Regions from separate parts of the Homo sapiens genome. Here regions 1, 2, 3 and 5 are each linked to region 4. A link is a loop called in an ENCODE intact Hi-C map of the cell type or tissue named here. Cell type or tissue: heart left ventricle. All regions are shown on one strand. Each heading gives the region's core, and the rest is flanking DNA. Links, peaks and the distances in the headings are about the cores only. Region 1 has its middle 68 kb from the start of FAM9C. Region 2 overlaps LOC105373134 (a long non-coding RNA gene). Region 3 has its middle 29 kb from the start of LINC01203. Region 4 has its middle 4.0 kb from the start of TMSB4X. Region 5 has its middle 81 kb from the start of LINC02154.

Region 1 (6,123 bases), core at 534-5,533, 140 kb before region 4:
GCTAATGTTACATTATCATTTTGAAAGAAAGCTTATTGGCACTAGAGAAGCTTTTGGGAGCTGGCAAGCTCTGATTGGTGAGTGGATGTCTGGGTGTTTGTCTCCTCCAAATCTTGTGTTGAATTGTGATCCCCAATGTTAGAGGTGGGGTCTGGTGGGAGGTATTTGGGTCATAGGGGGCAGATCCCTCATAAATGGCTTGGTGTCATCCCCTTGGTGATGAGCAAGTTTTCACTCAGTTAGTTCCAGCAACATCTGGTTGTTAGAGAGACTATGCCCTCCTTCTCTCTCTCTCTCTTGCCATGTGACATGTCTGTTCCCTCTTTGTCTTCTGCCATGAGTAAAAGCTTCCTGAGGCCTCACCAGAAGCCAAGCAGATGCTGGTGCCATGCTTGTACAGCCTGCAAAACCATGAGCCCAATAAACTTTTCTTTATAAATTACTCGGCCTCAGGTATTCCTTTTTAGCAACACGAAATGGACGAATACAGTGAGTGACTGTGGTAGGTAAAACCAGGCTTGGAGTCACAGCAGGTTGCTTCAGCAGCTGCTAGGTAAAACTGCTCTTCAGGTTTCAGCTGGCTGTTTCAGCAGCTGGGCTTGTAGAAAATTCAATTCTTGGAGCAGGGGCTATGTTCCCCAAGTTCTTTTTCCCCCTGGCCCTTGATGCTGATTTAGTTGGGCATGACAAGAATGACCCAATTTGTATAATCAGCTTTCACAAGATATCGCCTCTTACACGTGGCTGCAAACTGGCCATGTGGAGCACTTGCCCAGCCAGTTCTCACCATGTCATATGGATATTTTTCTAAATAGATTTTATTTTATTTTTGAGATGGAGTCTTACTCTGTTGCCCAGGCCAGAGTGCAGTGGCACAATCTTGGCTCACTGCAACTTCTGCCTCCTGAGTTCAAGCAATTCTCCTGCCTCAGTCTCTTGAGTGGCTGGGATTACAGGCGCCCATGACCAGGCCCAACTGATTTTTGTATTTTCAGTAGAGATGGGGTTTCACTATGTTGGCCAGGCTGGTTTCGAACTCCTGACCTCAGGTGACCTGCCCACCTTGGCCTCTCAAAGTGCTGGGATTACAGGCGTGACTCAACCACATCTGGCCCTTAATTCCTTGTTCTATGATTATAGCAGCATAGGTCTATTATAAACATTTTAGAAAACACAGGCAAGCATAAAGGAAAAAATATAAATCAGCTACAAATTAAAAGCCCAGTATAAACTCTGCTAACATTTAGTGTCCTTTCTTCCAATCTCATTCCCCAGTGTGTGTGTTTTTTGTTTTGTTTTGTTTTTAGTAAATACAGGTGTCTTGCTATGTTGCCCAGGCTGCCACAGTGGTCTTGAATTCCTGGGCTTAAGCAATTTACCTCAGCCTCCCAAAGTGCTGGGATTACAGGCGGGAGTCACCACACCTGGCCTATGTGTGTTTTTTAAACAATTGAGACCATTTTGTATATGTTGCTTCTTATCCTTTTCTTTCCTCATTTGGTAATACTATATTGCTGTTTAAGAACTGTTTGAGGAGTCTGATGACATATGTAGAAAGGGAATAGGAGATTAACCACGAGGACAAGCTGGTATTGGTGACTGGAAGTCAGGAGTGACCATTGCCTGGCATCTCAGAGCCCCCAGGAGTGCCCACACCTCAGGGCACACAAATGAATGGATTTATATCAGAGAAGTTTCAGCCACACTCACCAACCAACCCCCAGGTCCTCTTTCACTGGCATCCTAATCCAGGTTGCTTCATAGAAGTCAGCTCACAGCCACACATTTCCCCCTTAAACTTTTTTTGAACTTGAACTTCCAGTATAATTAGAGTCAAACCATCCCAGCAGCATAAGAGGAATGCTTGGAAGAATGGATAAAGATCCACTTGGCATATTTATAATTTTTCAAACCTTCCACAAGGATGGTGGCAGACATTTTCTTAAGTGGTAGAGATGTCAGAAATTTTATTTTTAAAACGCCTTAACTCTGACTGGGCGCAATGACTCATGCCTATAATCCCAGCATTTCGGGATTCCAAGGTGGGCTGATCACCTGAGGTCAGGAGTTCGAGACCAGCCTGGTTAACGTGGTGAAACCCCGTCTCTACTAAAAATACAAAAATTAGCCAGGTGTGGCGGGCGCCTGTAATCCCAGCTACTCAGGAGGCTGAGGCAGGAGAATCACTTGAACCCGGGAGGCAGAGGTTGTAGTGAGCCGAGATCACGCCACTGCACTCCAGCCTGGACGACAAAGCAAGACTCCATCTCAAAAAAAAAAAGAAAATAAAAAAAAGCCTTAACTCACTGTTCTCATTTTGTTCCCATTTTATAGTTTATAATTAATGGAAAGTATGAGGTATCAACCAAATCTGCTCAAACATAGCCATGCATAAGCAAATCCTTTTTATGTTTAATAACTGAAAATGATTCATCAAATTTTATTAGATGGTGCAAATGCTTAGGTCACTTAGAGCTTCAAATGGCTCCAAAATTTTCTCCCACTCTTCCCCCACCAACTTTTTTTTGCCAGTTGTATATTTAGTAAGCATGCCATACTGAGTGTGGATTGGAGACACTTTTTCCTGTAAGATTTTTGCCCTGTATAACGGAACAATTACAAGGGAGATGATTTGATATATAATAATTTATTATGATAAAATATTTTGCCCAAGGATTAATTTTTTGGGGAGCAGTGGGCATGGAACAAAGCTGCAAGGACATGAAAAGGATCATCTGTTCACTTTTTTAAGAAATAAAACTAACACAGTTGAGCACCTACCATTTCCAATTTCAACTCCTTTAATCTTCACAGAGCTATAAGATAGATCTCATTATTACACCCAATTTAAAGATGGTAAAACTGAGGTATGAAGAGGTTAAATAATTTAGCCACAGTAGAAAGAGGCAGAGTTAGGATTCAAGACCAAGTTGTCCAGTTCTATAAACTCTGCCTCTAACCACTATTCTTACTTGCTTACAGATGCTTCAGCTATAAAAGGTCTTCAAAGGGTCTCTGTCTGCTTTGCTCATCCAGCAACCACTCAAGAAATACTTATGAAGCACTTATTGTGTGCCAGGCATTATACCTGACCCTGGGACCCTGGGAACATAATGATCAATATACTGTCATGTAATACCTTCCCTCAAGGAGTACATTCCATTGGGGTAGACAGTTAAGTAAAAAAGCAATTATAATACCACTTTAACTTCCAACAGAATCCAGTTCAAGCCATTCTAGTCAGATCAAAAGCAGCACTGTTTTTTAAACTTGGGAAATAAATTAGATATGCAAAGATACAGGCTTTCCTCCATAGAGTATACCTGACTACCTGGCACATCATGAATTAATTGACCCCTGAAGGCAAGCTAGGTAAGTGCCCTTGGGGCCTTTTGTGTTGCAGGAAGGATTATGTGAAAACCATTTTTATGTGTCAATTATACATTTTAAAAAACTAAAACAAAACAACAACAACAAAAAACCCACAAAAAGCCAACCTGGGATTTGCACCATGGAGAATGAGAGTGGAGGAAAACAATATTAGAGAGTCTCCCTCCCACAAAACTCAACAAAATCATAGACGATAGGTAAGCCAGTCCCTGCTATTTCTACCTAAGTCTTTTTTTTTTTTTTTTTTTTTTTTTTTTTAACTCAGGCCATGAGCTGTAAAGGGGAATCAGGGATGTGGACAGATGTTAACTCAGGCCATGAGCTGTAAAGGGGAATCAGGGATGTGGACAGATGTTATAAGATGCTTCTAAGAAACTCTTTATTAAAAATTCCAAATATGTTATATTTTTCACCATCACCAAACACTTCCCTTCACTATTCTTTCCCTATGAGAGCAAGTCCTTCCATTTTTGGTATCCAATTTGGCTCTTCCTGAAATAGGTTACACCCCAAGTTGCTGCGCGATGCCAAATTGTTGATTGTAGTTTACGGTGTCTCCTTGAAACATGCCATATAATTACATAATCACATCACAGCTAATCTGGTTTATTGGAAGGCCTCTGGATAGGACTGTTTGGCTAATCATTGTCCTGGAAAATCTGTCTCCTAGGATACTTCTCATACCCACTTGTAGCAAGGAACAAATACAGAGGTGGCCAGCTCTTCCACCCAGACGTTCACCCTTGGTCTTTTGTAGATTGTTGTAACTAAGGAAAGGCTAGGGAAAGGGTGCTCTTGGCAGGATTTCTTTAAAGACGTCACCATTGAGCAATTGCTAAAGATTACTCAGAGCCAGCAGATGGAGCAGATAAGAAGGCCTTGATGAGGTTTTTGGCCAGTTGTGATTCCACCCTGAATTTAAGACATGTTTCCTCTGATCTTAGGAAAAACCCAGAACCTCTACTCCCTGCTGATACTGGAAAGGGGAGGGCAGGATTTTGGCTTATCACGAACTCATTTATTTTTCCTTTAGCCCATAAAGCCTGATCTTTCCTGCAATCAAAACATGATGGAAAAGCCTAGCAGGCTATTGCAAAAGTATTATGTTTTCTTTATAGTTCATCTCTTGGGATTGCATTTTACTCTTGATTTTACCAGGCCCTTCCAAGCACGGGCGGAGGGGCGGGGGTGGGGGGAGCATCGTTCAGTTCTACTTGAAGGCATAAGAACTGAAACCTCCCCACTTTTTCTTGGAGAGTAGAAGGAATGTGTTTGCTATTTGTTCTTACTTGAGCTCAGTTTCCTGCAATGACTTTTTGAAGTCTTCTATCAGGCTAACAATAGGAGACACAGTAAATTCATTTGTAAAAATTCTGTCTGACTTTGGTCTGTCGTCTGTGTTTTTAAATACACTTCAGTTATTCTATTACTATTCTGTTTAGTATCCACCCACATTTGGAACGCTTCCACCTTGAGTGGTAGACATATCTTTTTTTATTCCCATTTTAGAATTTGTTTTTAGAATTTACAACTTGTTTTTTAGGATACAGGATGGGCATAGATAGATACCATCACTTCTTAATAGAGTTTACATAATTTTCGAGGCCCAGTGCAAAATAACAATGTGAGGCCTCCTGTTCAAAAATTATTAAGATTTTCAAACCAGTCACAGCAGATCATTAAGCCCAGCACCAGGTCCTTCTGAGCACGGGGCCCTTCTCAGTGCAGGGCTCTTCTAAGCACAGGGCCTTATGTGATGGCGTAAGTTGCACACCCATGAAGCCAGCCCTGATTCTTGATTAGTCACAGGCAATGGGAAGGTTACCCAGGCCCTGTGTTTTCCCTCATCCACTTTCCTGCTTGCTGACTTAAGACAAATCTCTGGCCCTTTAGAAACTGCTACGTTGAGTTATATAACGAAAATAATGAAAATAAATGATATAAAATGAAATGTATTCATTTGAATACCTGGTAGAACTAAAGGCATTCAGTGGGGTGATAGGTAGAGATATTAAATAGAGAAACTTCTCCATTATCTGATTATTTTATTTGTTCTTATTGTGAAATAGTGTGATAGAATGGGAGAAAAGAAAAACCACAGCCGGGTACGGTGGCTCAAGCCTGTAATCCCAGCACTTTGGGAGGCTGAGGTGGGTGGATCACAAGGTCAGGAGTTCGAGACCAGTCTGGCCAATATGGTGAAACCCTGTGTCTACTAAAAATACAAAAATCAGCTGGGGGTGGTGGCGGGCGCCTGTAGTCCCAGCTACTCGGGAGGCTGAGGCACGAGAATCACTTGAACCCAGGAGGTGGAGGTTGCAGTGAGCTGAGATCGTGCCACTACACTCCAGCCTGGGTGACAGAGCAAGACTCCATCTCAAAAAAAAAAAAAGAAAAGAAAAGAAAAAAGAAAAACCACTAAAATGAAACTCAGATCCTCAAAAAGTTAAACATGGAATTACCATATGACACAGCAATTCCACACCTAGCTCTATACCCAAAAGAATTGAAAACAAGGACTCAAACAGTTACTTGGCTGATGGTTCTGCAGGCTTTATAGGAAGCATGGCTGGGTGGCCTCAGGAAACTTACAATCATGGCAGAAGGCAAAGGGGAAGCTGGCACATCTTCATATGGTGGATCAGGACAGAGAGCCAAGGGGGAAGTGCTACATACTTTTAAACAACCAGATCTCGTGAAAACTCACTCACTGTCATGAGAACAGTAAGGCGG
Region 2 (6,123 bases), core at 571-5,570, 190 kb before region 4:
CAAATAACATTGATCATTAGGGTGGGTGTTATTGTTGTTGTTGTTTAAGAACGTACGAGAATTTGTAAAATGCAGAGAAGCAAAAGTTGGAAAACTAAAATTGCTTGCCACCAGAGATCAACTACAGCACTTAGGCCTATTTCCTTCTTACCTTCTTTCTTTCTTCCTTCCCTCCCTCCTTCCTCCCCTCTTTCCTTCCTTCTTTCCCATCCATTTATCCATCATCTACCTAGCTCTTTTTATATAGCTATTTCTTTATTATTATTATATCGTTATATATCTTTGTCATTTGTTATATAAAGTTTGCATTGTTGCTGCTTTTAAAATGTTTTGACCTGTAATCTTTAACTTGCAACCTTTAAGCCAGGGGGTCTTCTGGCTTTGTTAGGCAGGGTGGCTCATGGGAATTCATGGCCTCTTATTCTGGTAAAAACTTCCTTGCAATCAAGAATGTGGTGTTTTTTCTTGGTTTAAAACAAACAGAAACAAAATCACACAGAACTAGAAGAGTTTGCACTAAACATATATTTTTAAATTTCTGCCTGCAAAATTATGTTCCACTGCCTCCTCTTTGCTCAGTTTCCCCCTTATATCCCTCCAGATGTAGCCTCTGGAGTTCCTTGAGTCTCTGAGAGATTGTTTCATAGGGCAGGATCAGAAATGACTTGTCAAGATCCCTGCAGAAGCATCTAGAAAGATGGGTAATTTATAATTAAAACAATAAGTAATGGCGGTTAACATCTTGCAAGGTGTTATATATTTAATTTTTTTTTTTAACAGTCTCTTTTTACATTCATGAACTCAGCCAGGAGTGGTAGAAAGATAGTTTGGATTGTGAGTCAAGGTGCCTTGAGTTCTAGTCCTAGTTTTTTCTCAACTATTACCTTCTAAAAGCACTTAAATTCTCTGTGCCTCCATTTTCCTATATATAGAAGGAAGTGGGAGGGTTTGATGGTTAGCGGGCCAGATGCTTGCTGAGATCATTTCCAGGTCAGCAACCGCACTGTATTATGAAGGTTTTGGTGGCCCCATATTGGATGGGCATTATTTCCATTAACTACCAGTGAACAGTGCATTTGCCATGGGTACACGCTTAGATGGAACCTGATAATATACTAATTTGGTGAGGTTGGGGGTTGGGAGGCAGGGGAATCCAAGGTCTGATTTCCCCCAAGCAAAGTCTGCTAATGTTGTTCCTCTATGCTGCTTCTAGTTTTTTTGGATAAGCTAAGTGAATAGGGGTGTGTGCATATAGATATGCAGGATAATTTATCACACACATACTTCATTGGGGAACTGGCACCAGTTGGTACTTCCTGAGCAGCTCCAGTCAGTGCTTTCAGAGAAGAAAAAAAACTAACTTGTGCAGATGCCTTTACATGTATTATTCCACCTAATTCTCACAGCATCCCTTCAGGGTAGATCCCCTGTTTTGTAGATGTACACACTAGGGTTCAGAGTGATTGAGTAACTTGTTCAAAATGTGAACACGGATCCATAGGACTCTAGGGCCAAAGTACATTTCAGAGGACTCCACTTTGACTCACTCTACTGAGGCAGAGGGAAAAGAAGAAAATAAGGGGAAGAGGAGCAGGTGAAGAAGTGGACTAAAGGAGTTTCCTCTGCATGGTGCTGTCGCAGAACTACTCTTACAGATAGTGCAGCGCAGGTGTGGGTCAACAAGCTCCTTTCCTATGCTCCTTTGCCACGTTCTATTGCCTTTCTTTTGGGATTATCAGGTTTCCCAGGGCTCCCAGGCTTTCCTATCCCTCCCACTAGCACCCCATCCTGATGAGCCATTACCAATATTTCATGTTCTAGAATCATCTCGTCTTCTGATTCCTGCAATAGAAGCTTCCTTTTCTCTATATGGTGGATTCAGCTAAGTGGAAAGCAATCTGACTGAGTGGATCTATATGAGAATGTGAATGCCTAAAAGGTTCTCATTATTAAGAAGGATGTTGATATGTGAAAATCTGACAAATGCCATTGCAAACAGAAACTGGGTGAAGAAAACAAAAATTCAGGCTGTTGGGAGAAGGTGAGATATTTGGGGACTGAGAAATGTCAGGAGCCAGTCAGTAGGAAGTGGAGTGGATGTTCCAGCTACAATTCCATGGCAACAGGGGGATCTGAAAAGGAATCTCAAAGGTCCCTAATAAGTAAGGGGTTCCTGTGTAGGAGAGCATCTGTGTATTAAAAATAAGGCTGATCCCAAGCTGAAACAAAAAACAAGCAAATTGTGATATTGTGATGTATATTTGGTCTTTGACCCTGTTTCCTGGCATACAAATCCTAAAATCCTTAGAAATTCCAAAGTGTTGTCTTTTTGTACCCTAATGAGTTGACTGATAGCAGGCAGCCCCTAGGCAGCTTCAGGATGGGGGTTTGTCACCCAGAAAGACTAACTTTTAGCACCACTCCCAACCTCCAGGGAAGGGAGAGGAGATGTTGAGTGTATCACCAATGGCCAATGGTTTGATCAATCACGCCTAAGTAATAAAGCCTCTAGAAAAACCCAAGAAGACAGGATTCAGAGAGCTTCCAGATAGCTGACCACGTAGAGGTTCCTGGAGGGTGGTGCCCAGGGAGGGTATCAAAGCTCTGCACCCCTTCCCTCATACCACGCCCTACACATCTCTTCATCTGTATCCTGTGTAACATCTTTTATAATACATGAGTAAACATAAGTGTTTTTCTGAGTTCTGTGAGCCACTCCAGCAAATTAATTGAACCCAAGAAAGGGGGATTGTGGGCAACCTGATTATAGCCAGTCGGTCAGAAGCACAAGAAAAATAACCTGCAGCTTTTAATTGGTATCAGAAGTGGGGGTGGGGGCAGTCTTGGGGACTGAGCCCTCAACCTGTGGGATCTGACACTCTCTGGGTAGAGAGTGTCAGAACTGAATTAGAGGACATGCAGCTGATCTGCTCCTTGATGTGTAGAGAAATGCCCCACCCCCCCACCCGCCACACACACACACACACACACACACACACACACACACACACACACATATTTGGTCACAGAAGTTTTCTGCATTGTTGTTGAGTGAGGAAAAGTAAAAGCGCTTGGAGTGTGTGTGTGTGTGTGTGTGTGTGTGTGTGTGTGTTTCCACGTTCAGACAAATGAAAGGTGGAGCAGTGGTGAGAGAGAGCAGACAGTCCATTGAATTTGGACCCACAAAGGCCCCCTGCAAGAGCTGCTGGTGTTTGCTCCCAAATTGCAGAGTACATGAAGACAATGTGTTTCCTGCTTTCCAGGGCATAGGTTAGTACTCATGGCCCTGGGCCTGGGCATTCAGCCACATCTGTTGGCCCTGCCACGTACTCAGGGGTGGGAGGGGAAAGCAACTTCTGGGAATGGCTTCCTGTTCCCTGCTCCTGGAGCTAAGTCCAAGAAAAGAAAAAGAAACCAATTTCACCTTTTCCTCTAAACGTCATTGTTATTGACACAACCGTCTGCAATGATCAATTAAGCAAATCTGAAGACTCAAATGCTTTTATGCTTCTTATTTAAAAGTTGCTTAGAATTTATTCCCTAATTCCAGATGAGTTACCAAAAGAGAACGTTTAAGTGACTTCTCCAAGATCACTGGACAAGGGGGTGGGTCCAACCCCTACATACGTAGCACATACAACTGGCCTGATTGGAGGGACCATCCAAGAATCTTCCTCCTCCATATTCTCACACAACTCTCTGCCCCTTTGCAAGTGCCTACACTTTCCAGAATTGAGAGTCATTCCTCAGTGTCTTGAGAGTCCCTTTATTCAAGTCCAAATCCTAGGGCAGGAATTGCACTTGAGCTTTTATCAACAATTTACCTAGTGGAACCTTCTGCCTCATACCTCTTTCTGAGACAGATGTCTGGAAGCCAGGCCTTCTGGGGATAAGGCAGGAATGGGATGCTTCACCCTATTGTGGGAGAAGAGAAGACTGGAGATGGGAATTTGCCAAAAACAAACCTTGTTAGGGGCCTGTGCTGCTTCCAGCTGGATAGCTATCCCACACTGCAGCTTTATTAATTAATCTTCCTCTTGGGAGTGTGTTTTAAGTACCAAGCAATAAAATAGTCTGGGAGTTGACATGTTTAATTAAATTGAGGTTTATTTCAACTTATTTACTATCTTCACTGATTCTTTTACCTATCTCTGGTCCCCAAACATAAGCAGCCCCAAGGACTGGCCCTGGCTCCTTTTTTCTATACACTGTTAATTTGGATCACTCTCACTCTTTCAGGTTTAAGAATCACAATTGGGAGGCCATACCTCCCAAGTTTGTCACTAATTCAGGAGCCAACAAACTTTCTCTGTAAAGGGCCAGATAGTAAATTTGTCAGGCTTTGCAGGCCATGCAATCTATTGCAACCACTCAACTCTCCTATTGCAGCATGAAATCAGCCAAAGACCATATGTCAATGAATGGGCATGGCTGTGTTCCAATAAACTTTATGAACATTGAGATTTCAATTTCATGTAATTTTCACTTGTCACAATATATTATTCTTTGGATTTTTTTTTTCCCAACCACTTGACAGTGTGAAAACTATTCTCTAGCTCATGGACCTTAGAAAAGCAGGCAGTCAACCTCTGTTCTGACCAATACCTTTCTCCAAGTTCCAGGCCTCCTGCTCTCAAAAATGCCCTCAGACTTGAAGTTTCTAATATGAAAATTGCTCTGTCTTTTACCCACCCCACAAAACAGCTGTTCTTCTTGACTTCTTTGTCTTAGGATACCAGAATTCTCCCAGAGTCCCAGCTGGAACTCCAAGGGTTTCCTTGGTTTCCACTTGTCATCCCTTATGCCAAACCAGTACCCCAATCCCATTGCTGACCCACATGCAATGCATCCAGCATCTGTCTCTCTCTCTCCTGTCCTCAAAGTTCTGTATATCCAAATTAATTTTCCTAAAGCAAGATTTTTATTAAAGAACACACTTCAAGGTCTCTACTGTTTCCTGCACACAGTAACCCAGCCTGCAGCACCCTGCACTTATATATATATGCAGTTTTCCCTTTGAGGGAGTTTTCTAGTTTCATCTTCCACTATTTTCCTACACAGATTTTCTGTGCAAACAAAAATGACTTGCCTTCAACAGGTGAAATTAACATGCTGGGGTCAGGCAGGGAGTTCCTACCTCTATGCCTTTCTTCTTGATCTTTTCTTCTGTGAAATCCTTTTCCTGCACCCCTGGACCTATCAAAAAGTTCATGACCAACCATACTGAGATACCACTTCACTTATACTAGGGTGGCTATCATAAAAAGACTGACAATAACAAGACTTGACAAGGATGTGGAGAAATTGGAACCCTCCTATGCTGTTAGTTGAAATGTAAAATAATACAGCTGCTTTGGAAAAACAATCTGGCAGTTCCTCAAAAGGTTAAACATAGAGTTACCATATGACCCAGCAATTCTACTCCTAGATATACACTAAAGCAAAATGAAAACATATGTCCACATAAAAACCTGTACACAAATATTAGTAGCATTATTCACAATAGCCAAAAAGTAAAAACATCCCAAATGTCTGACAACTGATGAATGGATAAACAAAATGTGGTCTATTTATACAATGAGATATTATTAGTACAAAAAATGGAGCTGGGCACGGTGGCTCACACTTGTAATCCCAGCACTTTGGGAGGCCGAGCTGGTCGGATCATGCGGTCAGGAGATGGAGACCATCCTGGCTAACATGGTGAAACCCCATCTCTACTAAAAATACAAAAAATTAGCTGTGTGTGATGGCACGCGCCTGTAATCCTAGCTACTCGGGAGGCTGAGGTAGGAGAATTGCTTGAACCCGGGAGGCAGAGGTTGCAGTGAGCCAAGATCATGCCACTGCACTCCAGCCTGGGCAACAGAGACTCTATCTCAAAGAAGAAGAAAAAGAAAAATGGAATGAAGTTTTGATACATGCTATAATATGGATGGACCTTGACACCATTATGCTAAGGAAAAGATGTCAGACACAAATCCCCACATGTCATATGATCCTATTACTATGAAATGTCCAGAACAGAAAAAACTATAGAACTTGAAAGTAGATTTGTGATGGGCTGGGGTGGGAGTGAGGGGTCAAGAGAAAATGGGAGTGACTGCTAATGAGTAGAAGGTT
Region 3 (6,123 bases), core at 561-5,560, 390 kb before region 4:
CAAACAAATAGAAAAATAGTCGAAACTGAAGGATTGTTCTTTTGAAATGCACTCAATGCATGTACATTTCCTACAGTATTTTACGGCAGTGCTCTTTTGAGTTAGATGTTCTCAGAGTCCAACCCTACGGGAAGAAGAATGTGATGATGAATCAATGGCAATGTCTGGCTACTGATATCTGAATTGGAGAGATAAATACCAGCTCATGTTGTCAGTCCAGGATGCTGGGATACCGTAAAACAGCCCAGATTTGCTTGCTGCCTCTCTGACTTCTGATTTGATCTTTGTTCTCAGGCTGCCCAGCCACATGATTTACCTTGGTCCTAGATCACCTCCAAGTTCACCAGGCCATACAGGGTCTTGAGGAATGCAGGTACCTAAACCCCTCCTCTCTTTTTGGGAGAATTGCCAAGTCAGGGAATGAGTGGAGTGTTTGCTAATAATTCCGGAAAGGCTTCTCTAGGTGCAAGTATTTGCATTCATTCCAGTTACTTTCCTTCATTTTTTAAGGCCCTTGATTCTGAGTATTGGCAAGGGTGTTATGCAAAGCTGTTGCTTTGGTGATGTTGGTTTGGACAATCACTTAAGTGCTGGTGTTCTATTCCTCACAATAAATGGAAGTGTGAACATTGCGATCTTGGGCTCCAGTGACCAAGAGGAGAGCAGACGCTCCTCTCCACAGGTTCCTATCAGAGATACTTAGAGCTTAGAGTTGGGGAAACTGACCCAGCAATATCACGCTGCCATTTGTAAGCTTTCAGATTCCCATCTCATTCCTTTTTTATTTTCCTGCTGCTAACTCTTAGATGTGCTATTCCAACTATTATGATGCTGTCAATAATTGGTAGTTTTAAGGCGTATTCATCCTGTAGCCCAATATTTCCAGCTTCCATTGTGGCCAATCATAGTACAGAGTTTCACTGCAAAAAGACTAATCTGACATCTAAAAAAGTATGGAAAATGTATACAACTTTACAGAAATCTCTTAGACTAAGGGGATTATGATTCATATCACACAGCCACATTTCTAAAAATCACTAGAACCATTAACCTCTACAGTGCCACTCAACACAGGGTGACAGCTCTCTAGTCTCCCATCTCTAGAAACTTTCCCAAACTCTTCCCTGAAGCTCACTCCTCCCTGCCTCTCCTCTGACTTGTAGCTTTTTCTTTTCAGGATTGTTTCTTCCTAAGAGCAGTTCCCTGCTTTTCCTAACATAAACCAGCCTAGCCTTTCCTTTCTCCTGACTTCCCTATTGCTACCCCTCGTCTTGTTCAACAAAAACTTGAAAACAGCATGTGCCTTGTAAGGCGAGGGGAAAACAAGAAAGGCTATGAATGCTCATTTACCTTCGTGGTACCTGAATGTTTGTGTACTTTGAATATTTTGTCCCTGTGAGAGTCCCTTATGAGAATTCTGCCACTACCTTGAGCAAAAATCCTTGTAAACTATTTTTCATATGACACTGAAAGTCCTCCTGAAGCTTCCCTTTAAAACAGGCTCAGCAAACATTTTCTGTAAAGAAGCAGATAGTAAATATTTTTTGTTTTTCAGGTTATAAGATCTCCGTTGTAACTACTGAACTCTTCCGTGGTAGCATGAGCGCCACCATAGGCAGTATGTAACCAAATGGTGGCTGTGTTTCAATACAACTTTATTTGCAAAAACAGGCTGGTGACCCCTGCTCTAAAACAGTGCTTCTCATTCTTGGCTGGCCATCAGTATTACCTGGGGAGCTTTTTCAAATCCTGAGGCCTAGGCCATACCTCAGACCAATTAAATTAGGAACTCTGGGGTGGGACCAGGTCATGCATATTTTAAAGTTCCTCAGGTGAGTCCAATGTGCGGCCAAGGTTGACAATGCCTGTTCTAAAACTCAGGAAGCAGCCACCTGGAAACTGATGGGGATCCCAGCCTGGAGAGATACTGATTTCTCAATCCCTGGAGTGGCCAGGTGGGGCCTCCTGTAAGCAGCCCTACTATTCCTTTACCCTAGTGTGTCCTAAAAATGTGCTCATCTTCCACATGTACATGAAAGGCTGAGAAGCATCCACTTAGGAAATACGTAGCCGCAAATGCAAACATTATGCTAAAGTTACTGGCACTTCAGCATACTACAGGCAAATGCCACCAGTTAGGCAGGCGTGGTGGCACGTGCCTGTAGTCCCAGCTACTTGAGAGCCTGAGGGGAGAGGATTGCCTGAGCCCAAGAGTTCGAGTCTGCACAGTGAGCCATGATTGTGCCACTGCACTCCAGCCTGGGTGACAGAGAAAGACCCTGTCTCAATAAATAAATCAATCAATAAATAAAAAAAGTTACTGAAATTCCTTGGATAGTGATACATGGAATAGTTGTTTCTTCGATAAAGCTAAATTTAACTATTCGCTCTCATCTAAACTGAGAAATATTAATATATTCAACTGCTCCTTTTTCTTGGTCCTACAGGCTACATATAAAACTGTGATTTTAACAGGATTGTCTCTCTCTAGGGAGATGAAAATAAACTGTATTTTCTGTAAGTAAATTTGAAACCCGTTCCTCAGTTCATGGCTGTGCTGCTTTTTAAATCTTCCAGAGCATGTCTTAGTTGGTAACAGTGGAGGACTGGGTTAGACTAATACTTCTCTGTTTTAATTGGAACCCGGGTTCAAGCAGATGGAAATGCTGTTTTAAGTTATTCTGAAGCTGAATTGTCTGTGACCATTTAACTTGAAGTATAACACTTTGTAGAGACAATCTCTCCATGGATAGGACTCCATTGTACCTGATTTACTGCTTCTTGGCTGTCATTTAAGAAAGCCTTGCAGCTGGCCATCAGCCAGGAAACAAATCCACTGCTTTTCTATTCCTTGGCAACCCTTGGCCTGTCACGTACTTTTGACTGTCTTCCAAACATCGACCTAACAAGACACTCAGATTTCAGTGCTAGCGAAGACACTTTGTCTAGTATTGAGCTAGGATGATGAGGATGGAGGAGACAGTAAGCCCCAGTGCACATCCCTTTCTCCCTCCTCTTGGTCCAAGGAGCACATGCTGCCTCATGGACTTTGGGATGAGTCTTTGCATAGCCAGCTCATTGCCTCATGCATGCCTTGGCAGTAGTTCATGCCACATGCCCTCCCTATGCCCCATTTGGTTGAGTCCAAAAAAGTTATGAGTTTATTGCAGCAGGCTCAAGGGCTGCTAAAGGGAGAAAAGAACACCAGTAGAAGATCCTTCTGGCATCTTAAAAGGCTCTTTGGAGAACTTCACATGAGGACAATGACTCAATGTGGTCCTTTCCAGATTTTCAGTTCTTTCCATGGCAGCTCTAGGAGAACAGAGACCTATTTGAAAGGCTGGCAGGGCCTTTTAGTTACGTTAGCAAAGAAATTCATATTACCTTGAGAAAATATTAGTGGTACACATCAAAAACGGGGAAGGGGATCTGATGGAGATTGGGAAGGGAGATAAACTCCACTCCTTTTTAGTGTTCCCACCAGCACCCGTGGCAGTGCTATTGAGTCCCTTGGATTCCTAACCCAAGTGATTTTGAGTAGGCCTAGAATTTGCCCAGATGTTTTGCAGTGGTAAGTTCTCATTTGAGTGAAGAGTTGAATAGTAATGGAAGCAGAAAAAAATATGCTACAGAGGGTAACAGGTGCCATTAGTAATTTTGCTCAGACTTTTCTAGAAGACTCACTTTCTGTTCTTTGCCTAGTCAAGGCCCATCTTTCCTACTCACTTCTGTCTTAACCTCAAAGCATTCCACAACTGCCCCAGGCCCCAATAATTAGCCTTCTTCAGACCTTCACATTTGTTCCTTAAATGAAAACAGCTCCTCTATTTAGAGGTGCCATGAAGACACTGGCCTATGTATTCTAATTTTCCTCCTGGGATAATCCCTGAGGCACTTTCATGAAACTCCCAGGGCTCTAAAACAACAAATTTGAAAAATCTTTGGCCTCTACCATTTTCCTAGCATGTAGCATAAGATACCTTGTGTTGTGTTTTATCTACTGATTTTCTATTTTACAGAAGTAATATATATTTATCAATATTAGGAAGATACAGGTATATGAAAAGAAAAAAAATGAAAATGCATGTCATCCCAGACTCTGAGATGAACACTAGTAACGTTTTGGACTTTTCCATTTTGATCATTAATCTACGAATTTGTATGGGTATCTATGCTCATAAATATTGATTTAAAGCTAGCCTTTTATTTCAAACTAATACTTTAACATGAATAATTTTAGTGTCATTAATTATTTTTATCCAAGGTCATTTTTCATCTTTAACAAACTTACTGAGGTATAACTGGCAAAAAGTAAGCCACACATAGTTAAAGGGTATATTCTGATAAGTTTTAACCTATGCTTATACCCATGAAACCAACACTGCAATCAAGATAAGGAACATGTCCATCTCCCCTAAAAGTTTTCTTGTGCCTCTTTGTAATCCCACTTTCTTCTTTCTGTCCACACCCACCCCAACCCCTACCCCAGGTAACCACTGAAATGCTGTCAGTATAGATTAGTTTGCATTAGAATTTTATATAAATGGGCCAGGCACGATGGCTCACGTCTGTAATCCCAGCACTATGGGAGGCCGAGGCAGGTGGATCACCTGCAGTCAGCAGTTAGAGCCAGCCTGGCCAACATGGCGAAACCCTGTCTCTACTATAAATACAAAAATTAGCTGAGTGTGGTGGCAGGTGCCTGTAATCCCAGCTACTTGGAAGGCTGAGGCAGGAGAATTGCTTGAACCCAGGAAGTGGGGGTTGCAGTGAGCCGAGATTATGCCACTGTACTCCAGTCTGGGCGACACAGCAAGACTCCATCTCAAAAAAAAAAAAAGAATTTTATATAAATGGAATATTATACTATGCACTCTTTGTGTCTGCATTCTTTGACTCAGCATACTTATTTTGAGGTTCATATTGTTACCTATATCAATAGTTCAATCCCTTTTATCACTGAAGAATATTCTGTTATATGGATATACCACAATTTATTTATCCACTCACATGCAAATGTGGACATTTGTATTGTTTCCAGTTTTGGGCTATTTGAAATACATCTTCTTTTAACATTTATGTACACGTTTGTGAGGCCATATGCTTTCTTTTTCCTTGGATCTTAGGTAATTTTAGTGGCTGCATTATATTCCATTGTATGAATGTACCCTTGTTAATTTAACCCCTATTTCTGATGTTTAGATTGACTCATGATTTGAGTTCCCTTGAAAGTAAAGTCTGAGATCCGAGACAAGGATTTGCAAGAATTTATGTGAGAGAAGCAGAAGAGAGGGGTGGGGAGAGTAAGTCAAGGAAAGAGCAAAGCCACAAAGGTGTGTTAGTGAGTTGCTGATCGCTGTGGGCAACTGAAGCTCAATCCCATGGGGTCCCTTGGAGGAATCACGTAGAATAGTCCTCAAAATGGTCTCTGGATGGAGAGGTTGGAGCATTCGTCCTCCATTTCTTTCTCTCATTGCTGCACTGTGGTCCCCTGGGAATATTAACTACCCCACTTTTCTCTGCCACATCCAACACAGGCAGAATGGCCTTCTGTGGGATCCAAGAAAACTCTGAAGCAGAAAAGCCTTGAGCCAGCAAGGTAAGCCCACAGTGAAAGGCTGGGACCATGCATGAAACTGTCCACCACAGGTGTACTAAAAGCAAGGGGCTGAGGGTAGTGGTGTGAAGAATCTATCTTGCTTCAGTGGTGTCATATTTTGCTATTATATACAACAGAGCATCAAACATCTTTGCACTTAGACTTTTTATTTATTTTTTTAATTTTTTTTTATTTTAGACAAGGTCTCACTCTGTGTCTCCCAGGCTGAAATGTAGTAGTGCAATCACAGCTCACTGCAGCCTTGACCTTCCAGGCTCAAGCACTCCTTCTGCCTCAGCCTGCTGAGTAGCTGGGACTATAGGTGTACGCTACCATGCCTGGCTAATTTTTTTTTTCCATTTGTTTTGTAGAGAGGCAGTCTCACTTTGTTTCCCAGGCCGGTCTCGATCTCCTGAGCTTAAGCAATCCTCCTCCTCAGCCTCCGAAAGTGTTGGGATTATAGCCGTGAGCCACTGCATCCAGCCTGCACTTAAACTATTATATATATGTTATGATATGTTCAT
Region 4 (6,123 bases), core at 474-5,473:
AAGAGATTCGGGTAGAGGGAAGCAGTTTTCAAAATGGCACCTGACTCTGTGAATACCAGTGACCCACTTGCTACTGAAAATTAGTTACAAATACCATGCCACGCGCCTGCAAATGGCGTGTGAAAGGAAAAAGACTCGCCGGTTATAAAGAGGCCTAGCTGTGATTATTTCTAAGAGACAAGGCAGTGTGCAAAATATTCCTTCTCCTTTTCCGTGGCCTGGGGAAATGTTTTTAGAAACCCCTTGCTAATCATTTTTATGGCACAGGCTTTTGTCTCGCTGGGGATTAGAGTCAACCTTATATATAGACCCTTGAATGCCACTGCCAGCAGCTTGGACTTCCCCGTTTCTCCATCTACTTGACTTCCTTTTTCCTGGGGAGGAAGGAGGTGGGGGTGAGCAGGGGCAGGTGACCGTCTGGTCCCCTAGTTAATGCTCTGCTGGGTGGCTGCCTTCCTGGCCTCCGAATGGGGCACTGGACCTGTTCGTGCATGCACCAAATGTCACCTGTCTGGTAACAGCCCCCCCGCCCCTGTTCCATGTTGGGAGTCTACTTCATCGTTGAAACACAGAAAAGATCTTGCAGGGTGCCTTTTCGCCCGTTTAGCTGGCAGCTGCCGTTGTACCGACACCGTTTCCGCAGGTTCTGTGATTCTGTTTCCCCTCACCCAGCTGCTGTCGAAAATCATTTCTTTCCTCCCAATGTCTCCTGATGACAAAGGAGTGCCACTACCTTCTCCTGGCTTCTTCTCCCAAGGGCCTTTCCTCAGAAAGGGTTAGGCCTCACTGAAGCAATTCTCCAAAGGAGATGGACGAATGCAAACTTGGAAATGTCTGGAGAAGTTTTCCAGTGCGGTAGCAAGCAGCCTTCCACTGTGCTGAGACACTGATGGAGGGCAGGTGGAAACAGAGAGGAAGAGAAAGAGAGACGACTGCTTAAAGGAAAAGAGTTCCCATGATTGGGACTGACCTGCCAACCGGTCAGGAGACCTAGAGAGACAGGAAAGGGAAGGGTGGTGCAGATACAAGGAAATGCAAACCAAAGGAATATTCTTAAAAGTTGCATGACTCTGGCCATGTGAATGAATCTTTCTGTGCTGGAGTTTTCTCATCTGTAAAATGGGTTCATTGCAACACCGACCTCACAGGGTTGTTGGGAGGAGTAAATGCTTCGGACAGTGCATGACAATTAGTAAGCTCTTTCTATTGTTATTATTCGTATGATTTAGGATGGAAGGTTGAGGAAAAATAATAAAATAATTGTCTTAGTGTTTAGAATTAATTAAAAATTTTAGGTGTCTTGATATTATTTCTCCTATAGAGACATTTATATATTATTATATATTATTTCTATATAATTAATACATATGAATATATATTATTATTTTCACTTACAAAATGTTGATAGAAGATCTTTTGGTAGTTTTACAGCAAATAAAACATGACAACTCCTGTCGGTTGATATTTTCTAAGAGTCAGGCATTGTAACGTAAGTTTTACATTTGTTTTTTCCTTTCTTTCCCACCGCCTTTCCATAAGAAATTTCCAGATGGGGAAACTGAGGCTTAGAGAGCCATCATTGGGTTACCTCAGCTGGTAGCCACTCTGTTATATATGCCAAGAGCATGTAAAAGTCCTCCCCACATCCTCTTAGTCTGTACCCGAGAATCACCAGGAAGAGTGTGAGGAGCTAGGCAGTTGTGCTTTCCACAGCGTCTGGTGGATAGTAATTGCTCAATAACAGTTCTCCCACTGCATTGAATTGATTTTCTTTTCTTTTCTTTTTTTGAGACAGTCTCGCTCTGTCACCCAGGCTGGAGTGCAGTGATGTGATCTCGGCTCACTGCAACCTCCACCTCCCGGATTCAAGCCATTCTCTGCCTCAGCCTTCCATGAATTGATTTTCTTAAATGAGGGAGGTACTTGAACTCAGGTGTTGAACCTGTGACTCTAATTGTCTTGCTTTCTTCTCCCCAGATAATTAAATCCATTTAGTCTTAATGTTCTAGATGTCAGAATGTTCCAGGATCATCCCTGCCCCAGGCAGCTACATTTATAAGTCTGTTAGTATGTGCCGGGCACAACTACCATTGAGGTAGCAGTTTTCGATCCCAATTAAAAAGACAGAGGCACACAGGGGCAAAGGAACTGCTTACAATGGGTGCAGACATTGTTCCCAGTGAGACCCCCCCCCAAAAAAAAAGGCCTTGGGTGACTCCGGGTTGTATGGTGCACTCTGGCCTTGGGGCTCTCTGGTGAAAGATAAGTAGAGTCCACTTTGCGCCTGTCCTGCCTTCCTCATCTCACGGGCCACAGCGCCCAATGAAAAATGTGCCAACATTGCCTGCGTTGAAGGGCGGTTCCCCTCCAACCCTGTGTCTGGTGGAACCCGGAAAAGGTGGCAGGGGACGCAGTTTTATTTTGCTTTCCAGGGCGGGCCTGGGATAGAGTCGTGGCTATTTCTAACCATGGAGAAGTTGGCTAGAAGTCTGAATTCATGAAAATGAGTTCTATTAGTTTGAACCTATTTAATTTTGTGCCAAAAACTTACCAGAAGAAGAGAAGAAGGAAGAGGAGGGAGGAACGGAAGAACAGGAACAAAGCTGAGCTCCCAGCTCTTGCTTTCTCAAGCCCAGATCCCTTTGTCTGAGTTTCAGGGCCTCCTACCATCTGCCCCACCTGCCTGCACCCCACGTTCCCCTGTGGCCCCTGCAGTCTCCATCTGGTCTCCCTCACAGCAGAGCCCTCCTTCCACTGATTGGAATCTAAAACCCCTTAAAGACACAGCCTAAGTCCCCCCTGTGAATAACAGGAAAATGAAAAGAGAAAGGATATTTAGTAGACTAGCTATATCTTGTAACCTCAGCTATAAGCCCTTTTAAACAATATCTGATTCCATTCTTACCCTATGGAGTGAGTACTAATATCCCCATTTTACTACTAAAGAAATTGAGGCTCCGAGAATTTAAGCAATTTGCTCTTAATCAAATGCCCAGGTCTGTCTACCAAGTCTTTCCACCGAGGCCTATCTCTGCCTTATCTTTAGTTGAAGTATCTTTCTCCAGGACTCCCACCCAGAGCGGACCCACATGGTGCAAAGAGGAAGGCGAGCAGGGGGTGGCAGGAAAGCAAAGAGGAGTGAAAGAACACCCTCGCCTGTGCTCAGTGCTGAGTGCCGTGCTGCTAATTGTCCTGTTTGCTTTATTGATCCGATGGAAACTTTAGAGCCAAAAGAAATGTAAAAGGGGATCTCATTCAACCCAGTTTCCCTTCTGTGGCTTGAATTTTCCTCTACAACATCCCCTCCAAGTGGTTACTCAGCCTCCACACAGCCAGGGAACAATACGGAAGCAGAGAATCTTCGAGTTAACGCAGGGGGCAATGAGTAGCTTAGCTTGGCAGGCACTTGCGTAAAATGAGAGAAAGTGACAGGAAATAACGCTGGGAACCAGGCAGGGGCCAGGTTGTAGAATAATGATAGTAACAATCATGGCTGTACCCATAGCAGTAATAACAGCAAGTGCTTTCTGAGTGCTTTCCATATACTGGGAAGCTTTCCATGTAGTATTTCCCGAATCCTCACACAATCCTATGACAGTGGCACCATTATTCTCCTCATTTTGCAGATGAGAGAATTCTAGAGGGATTAAATAACTTCCCCAAGAAAACACAACGAAAGCCAAAGGCAGGATTTGAACTCAGACTGGCTGGCTCAGAAGCCGCCTCATTTAAACACTACTCTTCTCTAGAATCCTAAGGCCTTTTAAAGGCTTTGTTCCATACGCCAGATAAGGGTAAAGTTATATTCTGTCTCAATCAGCTGTCTAGCTTTTTCATCATGTAGATGTTTTTTCTCTTTTTTTCTTTTTTTTTTTTAAGAAACAGGTTCTCTCTATGTTGCCCAGGCTGGTCTCAAGTTCCTGGGCTCAAGCAATCCTTCCACCTCGGCCTCCCAAAGTGCTGGGATTACAGGCGTGAGCCACCGCACCCAGCCTACATCATGAAGACATTTAAACATAGATATCGTAATAATGTCATATACATTAAAATTTTCCCTGCCCCAATTTTCAAATTATTTCATTACAGAAATTCAATCTGCTCTTTTTCCTCCTCCTGCATGGCCAAGGCACTGGCAATAAAGAGAATTTGTATCCTGAACGTTAGTAGTTTTCCTCAGCTTTTCACTACTTAAATATTTTTCTTTTTCTTTTTCTTTTCTTTTTTTTTTTTTTTGAGTCGGAGTCTTGCTCTGTCACCAGGCTGGAGTGCAGTGGTGCAATCTCGGCTTACTGCAACCCCCGCCTCCCAGGTTCAAGCGATTCCCCTGCCTCAGCCTCCTGAGTAGCTGGGGTTACAGGTGCACACCACCACTCCCAGCTAATTTTTTGTATTTTAGTAGAGACAGGGTTTCACCGTGTTGGCCAGAATGGTCTTGATCTCCTGACCTCGTGATCTACCCGCCTCGGCCTCCCAAAGTGCTGGGATTACAGGCGTGAGCCTGGCCTTACTACAATATTTTTCTAAGAAGTCATTCATATTACAATGGCTAAAAAAATTAGTAGGTTCAATAGCATATTGAAAGGGGAGGCATTACACACTCCCAATGGCTTTCTGTGTTAAAAATGACAAACCTTTGATTCCATTGTGAAGCAGAATTATGCTTAGCAAGTAACAAGTGTTTGTATTTTTTAATGTGTTTTTTCTGTGGGTGCCAAAGCTTTATATAAAATATAGTTCCCAGATCATCAGCAGAAGATGGTTAATAGCTTTATGGTGAGGAAAATGGAGTGTAGGTAATGGAGCACTGGCTCAAATCTGAGGGGAAAACCCACATAGGCCAAGATCAACTTCCTTGGCTGACCCTGACGATTTGGCCTCTCCAGGACTGGCTTCACAGGTGCACAGCTGTGCAGCTGCACTGGGCCTTACGCTCAGAAGTCCCTGGTGCTTGGCTTAATGTACTGCTGCCGCCATTTTGAAATTCTTACCCCACATTTCTATTTTGTACTGTGTCCCCCAAATTCTGAAGCCAGTCCTGCCCTTTTTAGATTCTCATTCTTTGAGTGCCTCCAGTGCTACTGTCTTTTCCTGGACCCAGGAATGGGCCCTTACACACGTGCCTCTTCCTCTGCCTATAATGCCCTCTCAGGTCATGCCCATTAACACTTCTCAGGTGTGGAAACTCCCTGTTCTTCTTGAGCTGAGAAAGTGGTGCCAATTTAGGAAAAAAAAAAAAACTTTTTATTAGGAAACTAGAGGAAAACAAATTTTAAAGTACAAAACAATGGGCTTCTTAACAATGCTATAGAGCTTCATCATAGGTTGATTTGACCGGCAGAGCTTAAGGGCCACAGCATCTTAGTTCCCTTACCCATTCCCAGAGCACCTGGGAGGAGGTGCGGATACCAGACCAAGGTTCTCAGACTGCTGGCACCAGTAGAGCTGGTGGCACCAGTGCCAGAATTGGAATTCTTCATCCCTCTATTTTCTTTCCAGTTGAGGGACATTCTTGTTGACCCAGGGCCGGGCCACGCTTGTGCACAGCAGACAATCCCAAGAAATCTTTGATCTTTATGAGAGAGAGGAACTCTCCGACATCACCTCCAGTAGTTCCTTGTTGGGGTTCTTGGACTGTTTTATCCTGACTTTGCAGCTAAGTTTGTCAGCTCTCCTGGAAGTTTTCCATGCTCCTCCTCTTTAACCCCTTCCTTTCACTGGTGGATCAGTCTGAGTGTGTACACAGGATGCTCCAGCCTCTTTGCCACCTGCAATGCTTCGATCTGAGCCTAGGTGCCCTTGGAGCTGGTGTTTTGGAGCAGCCGCCACCGTTTTCTAGGCCTCTGTGAGGTGCACACACCAGTTCTGTTCTCTTCCTTTCTGCCGGGTTATTTTTTCCTGTCTGAGGGATGGCTGCAACTTTCAGCTTACTTGTGCCTCAGAATTGACTTGCATGTACCAAGGCCAATGAAGGAGAATTGAAACTGACCCAATAGTCCCATAGATCAGCGGTTCCTAACCTTTTTGGCACCAGAGACCGGTTTCGTGGAAGACAATCTTTCCATGGACAGGGTCGGGAGGGTGCTGGTTTCAGGATGAAACTGTTCCACCTGAGATCATTAGGCA
Region 5 (6,123 bases), core at 589-5,588, 250 kb before region 4:
GTGATGCATCATGGATTCAATCTACATGGGGATTCATTCATGTCTCAGGCAACTATCAAATAAATTCCGTACTCAATTCTGCCCAATTACTCAGAGAAATGTGACCCAATAAGTCCAGTTAGGATTTATTGATTGTTTACTATGTGCCCAGGAAGTAGCAACCCTGGTGAATAAAATGTTTCAGGAGGCACTCTCTCCTTTCAAGTACTGTCACAGGTTGCCTCTCCAGGAAGTAGACTTTGAGCTAGAGATTATTACAAGGGCATTTGTTGGGATCAATACCTGTGAATGTTTAGGGACAGAAGCAGGACTAGGCAGAGAGAGAAGTCAACCTGCAACCCAAGCACAATAATAGCCTCCACTGACACCACAGGGCTTTGGAGTTGGAAGGGCCCTTCAAAGTTACGCTAGGTTGGAGAGATGGCCAGGCCTCTATATCCCTGCATTAATCTGTCATTGAATGTGGGTCACCTCAAGAAGGAACTTGACCTTGGGTGAGAGGGCTGGACTCTACAGATGAATAGTCCCTGAAGCTCATCTCCCATTACCCCTTCCTATAGCTGGGGATAGCAAGTTCTTCATTAAATGGTTTTATGGGTTGAATTGTGTCTTCAAAAAGATAATCTAAAAGCACTGAAGTTATAACCTGTGAATGCGACTTTATTTGGAAATAGTGTCTCTATAGATGTAATCGAGTTAAGATGAAGTCATTAGAGTAAGCCCTAACCTGATATGACTGGTGTCCCCCACAAAAAGAAGAAAATGCCATGTGAAGACAGGGACACATGGGGAGGAGGTGGTCATGTGAAGGCAGAGGTAGAGACTGGAGTGATAGGGCTGTGAACCAATAAATGCCAACAATTGATGGCCACCACTAGACGCTATGTAGAGGCACAAAAGGATTCTACCCAGAGTATTAGAGGGAGCATGGCTCTGAGGACACCTTGACTTCAGATGTCTATCCTCGAGAACTGTGAGAGAATAAATTTGTGTTGTCCTAAGCCACCTAGTCTGTGGTACTTTGTTACAGCTGCCTTAGGAGACTAAGAAGGGGGTTCTAGGTGGCAGATGACAAGAATAATCCCTCAGGATGAAGTCAGTTTATAAATGAAATATTCAGCTGTAGAAATAACTTCCTGAAAGTAACAGTTCGTAAGTGGATTTGGGGAGCTAACGATCTGATTGAAACTATATGACTTTTATATATAAAATGGAAATGGATGGTACAGAATTACTATGTGCAGGGTACTGGCTGGATGAAGAACTTTATAGGATTGGCTTCACCTAGCCCGATGGAGTTGGTGTTATTATCCACATCTCATAAATGAGAAAACTGACGACCGAGGTTCAGTCATTCATCAACAACTAGAGAGTAGAGCAGCAACTGGGTGCAAACCTGAGTTTATACTTCCCCTGAAGCCAGTGCCCTTGGCCACTGGGTGACTCTGGAGGTGCAGTAGCACCAGAACAATAAGTCTGTAATAACCACTGTGGGATGTATGGGGAAGGAGAGCTGACAAAGGATCCTGGGTGAGGAAATGCATCCGGAACAAAGCAAACTTATTTCCATTACTGGAACATAGCCCAGAATACAGGTCATATGGATGGTTGGTTGGTGAGATCATTTCCAGTGCTTTTTGTGACACTGTTTTTTCCCCAGAGCTATATTAACACCATCCACTTGAAAAAAAAAAAAAAAAAAGTAGCATTCCTATTTCAATCTGGTAGGAACAAAGAACTCCTATGACAATGGAAGTAAGAAAGATGAGAGAAGAAGAGAACAAATCAGGGTCTCATTTGTATAACTGCTTCTACCTTAGCCCCAATTGTCCCATGCCAGATGACAGTGTGGTTTCCATACTCGGATGTCATTAAACATACTGAAACCAATTTTGGTGCCAAATTACAACCACAAGCCAAAATACCTGTAAAAAAAAAAAAAAACAAAAAACAAAAAAAACACTTTTCATATTCTGATTCAGGTCAACATCAACTAGACACTATTTTGTTAAATTTCCATTTAAACAAAGAAGTGACCATTTCTGATGAACTGAAAACTGACGTAACCCTCCAGAATTGAGAGCTGGAAGGAATACTGTTTTTAATTAACTCAATTCAATTTATCTCAATGCCACACTTTTATTTTTACTGTTTTCTATGTGCTAAGACTTATTTACTATGAATGCAGACATAATGTAAAAAGTTTCTACTCTAAAGAATCTCACAATCTAGTGGAGAAATTAATAATTATTACTAAACCTGAAAGGAACTGTTATTGAGGTTACTTATAAGGTGTGATAGAAACACCAAGGAAGAACACTCAATAGCACGGAGTAAGTAGAGGCAGTAGGATAGAGGACTTTCCCAGTGGAGGGAACTCTAGAAGTGAGCCTTGGAGAAAGGGCAGAAATTATCCCAGAGGGCAAAGAAAGAGAAATGGGCATTCTTAAGGATTATGATATAAAAAGTTGAGAGAGAGAAAGAGAAGAAGAGAAGGAAAGGAGAGGAGAGAAGAAAGGAGAGAAGAGAAGAGAATGCTCTGGCCATTGCAAGAAACACTAAGTAGCTCAAGTTTAGCAAAGTATGCATGGTGGAGGTTGGGAGATCATGGAAGAGGAGAGAAAGGCAGTGTTTTGCATGCCATGCCAAAAGGTTTGGACTTCACACTGAAGGCAAAGGAAAGCTACCGATCTGCATTTTAGAAGAATTATCATGCAGTAGGGTGAAAAGTAAGTTGGAAGTGGGAAGAGGCTGGAGGCTGAGAGATGCCTTAGAAAGTTCTTGAAGTAAAGTCAAGAATCTGGAGGTCCTGGACCAAGACAACTTTATGAGAGAAGGAAAGAGGATGCTTTGAGAAAACAAACAAACACAAAGTCAATATTTTAGGGACTGATTATAGTTGAGAGAGGAGTGGGGAGGGACATGGATAAAGAATCAAGAATGATAAAAAGATGGACAGCTTAAAAATGAGATGGCTTTTGACGCAGTTAACCAGCATGAGGAAGCCAGTGACGGTTTGGGGGTAAAGGGTGAAGAAGTAAATTCAATTTTTAATAAGTTCGGCTTGCAGTGCCCCTAGGAATCATCAGAGGACATGTGCCCCTATCCCAGGGAGAATCTGATTTCTTGTGTCCCTGATGTGAATTAACCTGCAGGTAAAAGACTACTGCCCAGAGAGGTGACAAGCTGGAGTCACAAAAGCTACAGAAGTAAAGATTTTAAGAAGAAAACAGTGATTGACCCTGGCATACCTTACAAAGTGGTTATGTCAGAGAAAAGACCATTGGATTGCAAATAGGACAGTATTCAATGACCTTACCAAACCCAGTTTCAGTGCAATGGAAGGGGCAGAACTAGACTCTAGAGGTTGTGGAAAGAAAGGGGGATCCTACAGCCAATCCATGCTGTTAATATCTACACCACAACAGAAAATCTAGGCTAGAATGCATGTAGAAGTAATTACAAACACACTGATTTATTTATTTATTCCTTCATTCAAATATTTATGGCATGCCTATTTTGTACTTGCCAATGACAAAAGAGACATGTAAAAATCATAGTTGAGAGCAGGGGAGTAGGCAATAAACAAAGAAACTTATAACCTGACGTTTGGTGATAGCAAGAGCAACAAAGTCGATTTTGCCTAGTGTAAATACGGAAGAAGGGCTACTGCAGCATTGACAGAGATGGCAAACACATGGGAAGTCAAGGTTTAGAGAAAAAAAGAGGCCGGAAGCAGTGGCTCATGCCTGTAATCCCGGCACTTTGGGAGGCTGAGGCAGGAGAATCACTTGAGCCCAGGAGTTTGAGACCCGCCTGGGCAATACAGTGAAACCCTGTTTCCACAAACAATTTTTTAAAAATTGGCTGGATGTGGTAGCGCATGCCTGTGGTCCCAGCTACACAGGAGGCTAAGATGGTAGGATTGCTTGAGCCAGGGAGGTCGAAGCTGCAGTGAGCTGTGATTGTACCACTGCACTTCAGCCTGGGTAACAGAGCAAGACCCTGTCTCAAAAATAAAATAAAAAAGAAAAGCAACAAGCCAGTAGGGCTCATTTGTTTATTTATTCATCATACTACAACTAACAATATAGGGAAACATTTACAGACTGCTTACATCAGTGTATTCAATTAACAGGATGAAAAAAATAATTTAGGAAAGAATCAAAGAAGGAAAATAACATTAAAAAGTAAGACAAAGCATAGGGGTAAATTTGGTGTGCAAACCATTTCCCTACGTGCTTGCTAGAAGAGGGCAGAAAGTTTGTCTCTAAGCTTTTCTGTGGCAAAGACAGAAGCAAAACAATAAAAACAACAACAATGTTAACAACAGCAATAGTAGTAACCATATTAACCTTTTCATGCGTGCCAAGCACTGTTCTAAGTTCTTTAACCCTTACAACTCCAGGAGATAGAGTTTTTTTGTTCGTGTGTGTGTGTGTTTTGTTTCATTTTACAAATGAGGAAATCAATCACAGATAAATTTGGTCAGTGTGGCAGATGGATTATTGTTATTAATTCTTCTCTCCCTCCCTTTGCCGTGTGACCTAGCATTGCAATAGTACAGAGTGCGTCCCCACCCCTTGACTTTGGGCTTAGCCAGTGGAAACTCTGCAAACTTGACTGGAACTTTAAAGCTGAAGAGGCACAGGTGTGTGATTGGGCATGACATCTTATGCTCCTGTGATTCACCGTGAGGAGAATATACCCTGAGTAGCTGCTGGTCCAGAGAGAGTGAGGAAACACATGAAGCAGGCCTAAAACCAATGTGCAGCCTGGAGGCAAGCTCTCCTAATCCTGGATGATTCCAGCCAAACCACAGCTGACCCATAGACCTGTGCGTGGAAACATGACTATAAGCTCCTGAGAACTGGAGATCGTTTGTTAAACAGCAATGACTAATTAACACTTTCAGTTTCAATGCACCCCTAACCTGGAGTCCCTGAATATCCGTAGTAAGCAATGGATTTTACATTCCTTAGGTGGTCTCATGAATATTCATTCTTACCACCAAGCTTTTCGTAAGGATTGTGCAGTTATTAGAATTCAGTAAGTAGTCTTCATTGTGCCTTTTATAAGCAACATAAATCAGGTTCAAACAATTCATTTCCCGTGGTTGAAGATAGGAATAAAACAAATTGCTTATATCTATCACAATATATGTACGAGAAAGAGGAAAATTTTTAATCCAGTTATACAAAAATTTTAAATCAAAAGCAGGTGACCCAGAAAGAAAACAAGAAGGGAAAAACTTGCTTTAGTCATGCCTTTTGCCTAGAGTCTACCTAGCTTCCTACTCCTGGGCTTAGGATTTTTCATGAAGGCTGGTAGAAGCATGGGGCTCAAACCAGTTCTAGCTGATGCCAAAATATTACAGAGAAAAAGGCAGCAGGAAGCAAACAGAAGACAAGAAAGAGAAAAAAAATCAGGTTTCTCTCAAGCCTCTCAGATTAATCATTAACACCAGTATTTTATCCTTTGGCCATTATAAAAGTTAATTTTAATCAGAGTTAGTTATCCTAATTTCCAAATCATTTTCCATGTTTCCATTATTCTCTATGTCTTTTAAGGTATTTTAAGATGGATCTGATGTGAAGCCCTACTGTCTGGGCATCTGTAACTAAAAACACTCTGACTCTATAGAATTGAAGTTATTTTTAGAATACTGAAAATTCCTCTGGTGCAACAGACATAGTGATGATCATAATATTTTGAAAAGAAAGTGTTTGGTTGGGTTGTATGTAAGAGAAAGGCACACACACACACACAGACCAGAAACAAGTGGTCAAAAACCAGGACTCAGATTTTTTTTCCCAGTGTGTATTTACACAAAGAGTCTTTACAGTTCTTGAGATGGATCTACTAACGTCAACAGAGTCTTTATTAAGATTTTTCAGACCACTGATGAAAGATATAAAAATGATTTATAAATCAATTATAAAAGCTTTCTAGATTAGATTTAAAAAGAAAAGCTAATCTTATTCAAACTGGCAAGCATTGTTATTCAAGAGAATAAAGCCTTTTTAAACCACCTTCTGGTGGCTTTTTAAAAAATACTTTATTTGAACTCTTGTTTTCATAGTAAGTTGAAACTTTTATCATCGTAATCGTGTAGAAATAATT

What was found. Peaks named below come from ENCODE experiments on the same cell type or tissue, not always from the same donor. Only the 100,000 strongest peaks of a DNase experiment are listed, where the experiment ranks them.
Region 1: it touches region 4 in a loop (2.7-fold over the local background); 31 of 110 quality-filtered maps call a loop at or near these places.
Region 2: it touches region 4 in a loop (4-fold over the local background); 16 of 110 quality-filtered maps call a loop at or near these places.
Region 3: it touches region 4 in a loop (2.3-fold over the local background); 7 of 110 quality-filtered maps call a loop at or near these places.
Region 5: it touches region 4 in a loop (5-fold over the local background); 20 of 110 quality-filtered maps call a loop at or near these places.

The regions. Positions count from the first base shown.
Region 1 is chrX:13,109,061-13,115,183 of GRCh38, reverse strand. No RefSeq gene overlaps it. Among named protein-coding and RNA genes, the nearest start is that of FAM9C, 68 kb to the right of the region's middle. In heart left ventricle, for the core only: no CTCF peak of the experiment used is centred there; no DNase peak of the experiment used is centred there; H3K27ac peaks cover 2,314 bases.
Region 2 is chrX:13,158,340-13,164,462 of GRCh38, reverse strand. LOC105373134 (a long non-coding RNA gene) reads left to right here. Exons shown (of 3, transcript XR_001755798.2): 1 at 1-2,041. Among named protein-coding and RNA genes, the nearest start is that of FAM9C, 120 kb to the right of the region's middle. In heart left ventricle, for the core only: no CTCF peak of the experiment used is centred there; a DNase peak (open chromatin) is centred at 3,282; H3K27ac peaks cover 1,443 bases.
Region 3 is chrX:13,361,367-13,367,489 of GRCh38, reverse strand. No RefSeq gene overlaps it. Among named protein-coding and RNA genes, the nearest start is that of LINC01203, 29 kb to the right of the region's middle. In heart left ventricle, for the core only: no CTCF peak of the experiment used is centred there; no DNase peak of the experiment used is centred there.
Region 4 is chrX:12,968,044-12,974,166 of GRCh38, reverse strand. No RefSeq gene overlaps it. Among named protein-coding and RNA genes, the nearest start is that of TMSB4X, 4.0 kb to the left of the region's middle. RefSeq lists enhancers at 1-17, 141-260, 281-540, 551-620. In heart left ventricle, for the core only: a CTCF peak has its summit at 3,311; a DNase peak (open chromatin) is centred at 2,356; H3K4me3 peaks cover 2,421 bases; H3K27ac peaks cover 3,411 bases.
Region 5 is chrX:13,219,800-13,225,922 of GRCh38, reverse strand. No RefSeq gene overlaps it. Among named protein-coding and RNA genes, the nearest start is that of LINC02154, 81 kb to the left of the region's middle. In heart left ventricle, for the core only: no CTCF peak of the experiment used is centred there; no DNase peak of the experiment used is centred there; H3K27ac peaks cover 1,011 bases.